2 separate regions of the Homo sapiens genome follow, and region 2 is linked to region 1. The links are chromatin contacts, found by Hi-C or POLR2A ChIA-PET in ENCODE. All regions are on one chromosome and are shown on one strand. The core of a region is the stretch at or near the end of the contact, and the rest is flanking DNA. Distances in the headings are between cores, read along the strand shown. Region 1 overlaps LOC105370777 (a long non-coding RNA gene). Region 2 has its middle 27 kb from the start of THBS1.

Region 1 (2,700 bases), core at 164-2,663:
ATGCAGCCATCAGCCTCAATGTGACACTATGAGCTTTGGCTGGGAATAAGACACTACATCTTGGCTTGGGGACACAAACCTGGAGTACTACCAGAGTAAGGCAACCAACCCAAAAGCTACTTGACAGGGAGAGGAGTCTACCAAAAAGAAACAAAACAAACAAATTCCCTCCCAAACAAGGTAAGCTTTCAAGAAAAATTACAAAGCACACAAGAATATTTTCTGGCATGAGGATAGTCAACAGACCCAAGAATCTGTGGAGTCCATGCATGAAGAACCAGACATAATGGTGCAATATTAAATGTTAAAATAAGGATTCTTGAATCATCAAATAAGTAAAAGAGGGAAGGGGAACAAAGAATTCTTAAGAATAGATAGGGATTAAAATATAGAAACCTTGGAAGTGAAAAGTGTAGTCATTGAAATAGAAATTGCAAGTGATAAGGTGAACTGTAGACTAGACATCTGGGCCAGTCTAGGGTGAGGCAAGGAAGGTATCCAGGGTGCAAAATGTAAGAAGGCACTCACTGTCGCTGCCAACCCTGAACTAGCGCATGCCCAAGAGTGAGTGACTTCTTACATTGTACACTCTGAGTACCTTGCTTGTCTTACCCTTGTCCCATCGCTGGTTGACACAGTGGAAGGGAAAATTATGAACTGAAGATAAAACTAAAGGAATGACTGGGATAGCAGATAAAGAGGTTTAAAAATGAAAAGAGCAGCTGAGAGATCTGGAAGAAAGCTCCAAATTATATTTTTTAAATCCCAGAGAAGAGAAAAATAAAGAGTAAAAAAAATATTGAGAGGTAACCTGAAAGTTTCTACAAGTAAAAATGTTAACCCTTTGATTGAAGAATTTCATCCTTATAAATGAAACTTTAAATGATTTATGATTCATTGCTGAAATATGAAGGGCCCAAATTCCTAATGATCCCCTGACCCTGGCCAGTTTAATTGGGTTGAGTAAATTCTATTTAACCTCAGGGCATTGGCTCATTAGAGAGAATTATGTATGGTACAAAGATTATATTCTCAGTTCTACTTGTCTGGTTGGTAAACAGTCTGTGACTGGTTTCTAGTACTCAGCCACTTCCTAGCAGCAGTGGCTCTATGGTGACTCGACTGTATCATCACTCACTGAGGGGAGGTAAAAGCCTTTTGTTGGCAGCTGTAGTTCGGAGTTAGGCTAGATGCGTGTTTGAAACCACCCACCTACAGGTCTTTCCTCCTTGCTACTGTGTGTGAAATGTTTTCAGCTCCCTGTGCCTCTGCTCTGGTAATAGGCCTCCACTGGCAAGGGAAATGTGTTTTGCTTATCAGACTGCAACACTAACAGCACAAATCATTCAGTAGAAAGTATGCTTTAGTCCTTGAAGCTGTTTGGTTTTCTTTGCTCCTTATCACAACTAACTATGTAGCTACAGGCAGGAAGCCTGACCATTTGGGCCAAGTCAGTGCACACTTAGCCAAAGAGATGGGTCATTGCTTATTTCTGGGCTCTCTTTAGTCCTCAGGCCAATTTGGGACTAGAAATGGATGCAAAGTTTACCTCCCCATTTTTATGGGCTTTTTATCACATGGGTGGTAAACAAAGGCTCGCTTCATGAAGAACTTTAGGGCAGGTGGAAATCCTTAGGTATAGGGGAGGGAAAATTTTGAAAGAACAATTTGAGTAACCCTTGTGAGGCTTCTTGTTTACTTCAAGATAATTAAAATGTCCTGGTTGAAGGAGAAAAATATGCTTTGAGAATTACTCATTTGGTGTTTTTGAATTAAGGGTTTGGCATCTCTTTCCACGAGTGAGTAATTTCTTTTGCCGTGAGTGTCTGTGTACAGATAACACACCAAAATAATACAGAGCCTGCAGCTGAAACGTACCTGGGAAGAAGTGCAGAGCGTCACATGTGAATTGTGGCTCAGCAGATGCTAAGTCAGAAATCTCACTGGAAGGTTTAGGACCTGAATTAAGACACTGAAGGATTGGATCAGGGTGTGTGTGTGTGTTTGCATAAGAGAAAGAGAAACAGTAAAAGGAACAGAGACTGAGAAACCGAGAGATAGGGAGGCCAAAAAAACAAGAGACAGGAATAAAAACAGATTACCCTTGAGAGTTCAGTTAAAAATTAGAAGACTGGACTAGGTGAGAGAAAAATTGCCTGGTCATCATCAAAGTACGAATATAAACCTAAAATAAAGATCATCCATGTGTCAGCTGTACTACAAATGTAGAAATTATACAAAGGGCTGTCCCCTGTTCTAAGCAAGTGGAATGGGGCGTGGAGAGAAGTAAGGTTTGTTGTGGTTGTGTAATACAGTAGCACAGGATTACAGGGAAATGACTTTTTCTAGTGAGATCCTGAGACCTTACTTATGAAGTCTCAGGTACCCATTTTGTGCGGCTTCACTGAGTATCATCTTGATGGAATGGTGTGGTCTGGAGAGCCTCAAAATTATTTAAATGTTGGCCTTCCTAACTTATCCCATCTCAAATAGAAAATGGATATATGCCAACTACACAATATATTCATTTGGACTCAATACAATAATCAGGATATTAGGATAAAGCTTTTACATTTCAAAAGTTGCTTTCACTTATGGTATCCTGTTACATTTTTAAAACAAGTCTGTGCTGGGGAGGTATTAACCTTTCTCAGACAAAGAAACTGAAGCACAGAGATGTAAAGTTACTTTTCTAAAGCC
Region 2 (2,700 bases), core at 67-2,566, 200 kb before region 1:
TGGAATCCATAGAATTCTACGTGAAGCATTTCCAAGGAGTAGGATCACACCCAGAAGAAGGGGATCTTTGCCCTTCCTGACTCCACAGGGAGCTAGTGGGACAGTGAGATTGGTGGAGACTGCCACAAACATTTCTGTGTAAAAGAAAAGCTTGCTTATTGGCCGGGCCCCAGTGAAAGGGTCTGTATGCCAGGGCTGTCCAGTGATGCTCTCAAGGCTCTCAAGGCCTCTCAGGCACAGAGGCAGAATAGAGGGCAGTGGGGAGCTGGGGGAACTGGGGAGAAAACCCTCTTAAAGAGAACAGGGGCTGACTGAACAATGCAGGGAAAGAGCATAGATTGAGAAGTCCGAGGGACACAAGTTCAAATCCAGACAATTGCATTTGCTAGATGTGTATGGAAGTTGCTCAGTTTCTCCAAGTCATAAGTCTAATAACTGCCTCACAACTCTGCCATTGCAGTTAAAGTGAGCAATACGAATGATGTGCCTCATACAGGGCTTGACTCTTACCAGGCACTCAGCTCATGGTGGCTGTTATTAGCCCAGGGGCAGATACAGGGAATGAAAATTCCTTTCTCCCTTTGACCACCAACCCAACCTCTCCTTTTTCTTCTTAGATTAGGCTGCTGTAGAGGTATGGATGTGTTTCTGGTTTTGGCTGTTTGCACATGCTGATCAAATTATGACAGTAGTGTGAACTTAACCTGAAATTAGAAAGAGAAACCAAATTATGACAGCAGTTGGGCAAAAAGATCTTCAAGTGGATTATTTGGTTAATAGACATTCCCTGTGGCATTTCATTTTTTTTTCTAGAGAGAAACCATTGATAGATATTAATTAGTATTCTGAATGTACTTTGTCTTGGCAATGCCTCTGCTGATCCTGATCTGAAGGTGGGTTGGCTGCCTCCTGTACAGCCTGACCTCCTCTCCAGGGTGCTGGACACTCTTACCCATGTTGATAGTTGAGACATTTTTGTGGTCTGTGTCCTTTTGTTTCTAAAATATAAGGGGTTCTAGTGAATTTTCCTCCAATGAGCTAGTTTGCCTTTTTGTAAGTAGTCTCAGCTGTCTGCTGTTTTTTCCTATAGATTAAGCCTTGTGGGCTCACCTGTCTCATTTTGCTCTTCTCTCTGGGGGTTGCCCTCATCCCCCTTTGCAAGTCTTCTTCTGGTATCTTTCAGGGGTCTTTTGTTCTCTCTTCCACATTGTTAATTAGAATGCAGAATCCAATCTGGAGTGAGCAAGCACTGACCCCAGGGCACCCTGCTAAGCACCTCTTCTTGCTGGAGATGTGCCACAGAGCCTCACCTTTCCTTCGTAATCTTTTGTTAGTGTTCAACCCATGTGACTTGCTCTCCCTGCCAATTTGAACCTTTAAATGTCAGCAATTAAAATTTCATGAGCTGTTGTATGAAATGCTGCAACTCAAGCCCCAAACACAGCAGCTGCTGTGTTTCTTTTGTCTTCTCATATGGTTACCCTTTCCAAAACAAGATATCATGTTGTTTTGGATTTTTTTGTCCTTAAGAAAGCCGTTTTGCTTATTGCTTGAGACATTCCACTGTCCTTGATACATTTACAAACTATATTTTTAGCCACAACTATCCTTACTTTGCTAATTACAGATTTACAGGTGCTGGTTAGTTTCAGAACAAATGTCCAGACATTTTCAGTTTCCACTCCCCTCCACCCATCTGCTTCCCAGTAAGTTGTGAGAAATAATGAAACTTTTCACTGGTTTCTTACTCAGATCTTTGAACACCCCAAACTACTTATCACCTGGCCCCTTTGATTTGTAAATGTTCAGGTTGTCCAATTACTGTTTTTTGTATTATTTTCCATCAGCTCTATTTGTAGAGTCTATGAAGTCATGGCATAGTATCTAGTTTCCTTTTTATAGAGGAGTTCCTATCTGTGAGCCATGGTTTTCAGCTGAGGCCGTGCATTAGAATCCAGGGTGGAGTCTTTAAAAAATTCAGATACCCAGATACCTTTCTTATCCCCTATGGAATATTGATTTAGAAGGTTTGGGGTGGGGATATGAGCATTTATATGTTTCTAAAAGCTCCTGAGTTAATTCTAAGGGCACCCTGGTTGATAGCCACATTATGGACTGAGTCCCAGGTCTGTGGTATCGAGACCACCATACTGACTGGCCCCAGTAGGCCCTGGGGCCTGGTCTATGGACCCTGAGCCTGGGTTCTAGCTTCTGTTACCTCTCCCTGATGGAGAGGGTCCATTTGAGCAGGGGCTTGGCTATATGGAGAAGGTTGATGGGAAGACATGAAAGGAGGGCTTGGTAGGTGGAGAGAAGGGCAGGATGAAGCAGAAGACTGTCGCTAGTGTAGGGAAGACACGGCTGAGTTACAGCTTAGCCCAGAATGCCTGAGAGAGAGTGGTGGGAGTCCAGGTTGGATGTGGGTCAGGGCCTTGAACAACAGACTTCACGTGTACTTTACTCTTCATAAAAAGCAGTGGTGGAGGCCAGCCCTAAGGTATTGCCAGGTAATAATAGATGGTGAATCCCTGTAACGTCACCTCTGTAAATAAAGCCAAGTTTTGTCTTTCTTCTCTTCATTATTTCCAGGACAGATTATATAGAATCCAGAGCTCTTTGAAATAATTAAGAATGCACTTTGCTTTTCATGATCTTTCTTAGGAGGATTATAAAACCGATGGCTTGTTCCACACATTTTGC

The links. Hi-C counts contacts between places; a loop is a spot of excess contacts on that map. ChIA-PET counts read pairs that join two places held with the same protein, here RNA polymerase II (POLR2A). Pooled maps may share reads with other maps.
Region 2: a map with no recorded cell type shows a loop between it and region 1 (2.1-fold over the local background). The contact joins two enhancer-like sites. A Hi-C loop is called at or near these places in 1 of 168 maps with a recorded cell type or tissue (sciatic nerve), 1 of 37 single-sample maps with no recorded cell type and 2 of 50 pooled maps. POLR2A ChIA-PET finds 5 or more read pairs at or near these places in 2 of 52 experiments (PC-9 and activated T-cell).

What each region holds. Positions count from the first base shown.
Region 1 is chr15:39,357,269-39,359,968 of GRCh38, reverse strand. All of the region lies in intron 1 of LOC105370777 (a long non-coding RNA gene), which reads left to right. Among named protein-coding and RNA genes, the nearest start is that of LINC02915, 110 kb to the right of the region's middle. Within about 2 kb of position 1,413, at least 10 of the 41 ENCODE cell types and tissues checked have a DNase peak (open chromatin) inside an H3K27ac peak, as active enhancers do.
Region 2 is chr15:39,553,172-39,555,871 of GRCh38, reverse strand. No RefSeq gene overlaps it. Among named protein-coding and RNA genes, the nearest start is that of THBS1, 27 kb to the left of the region's middle. Within about 2 kb of position 1,316, at least 2 of the 41 ENCODE cell types and tissues checked have a DNase peak (open chromatin) inside an H3K27ac peak, as active enhancers do.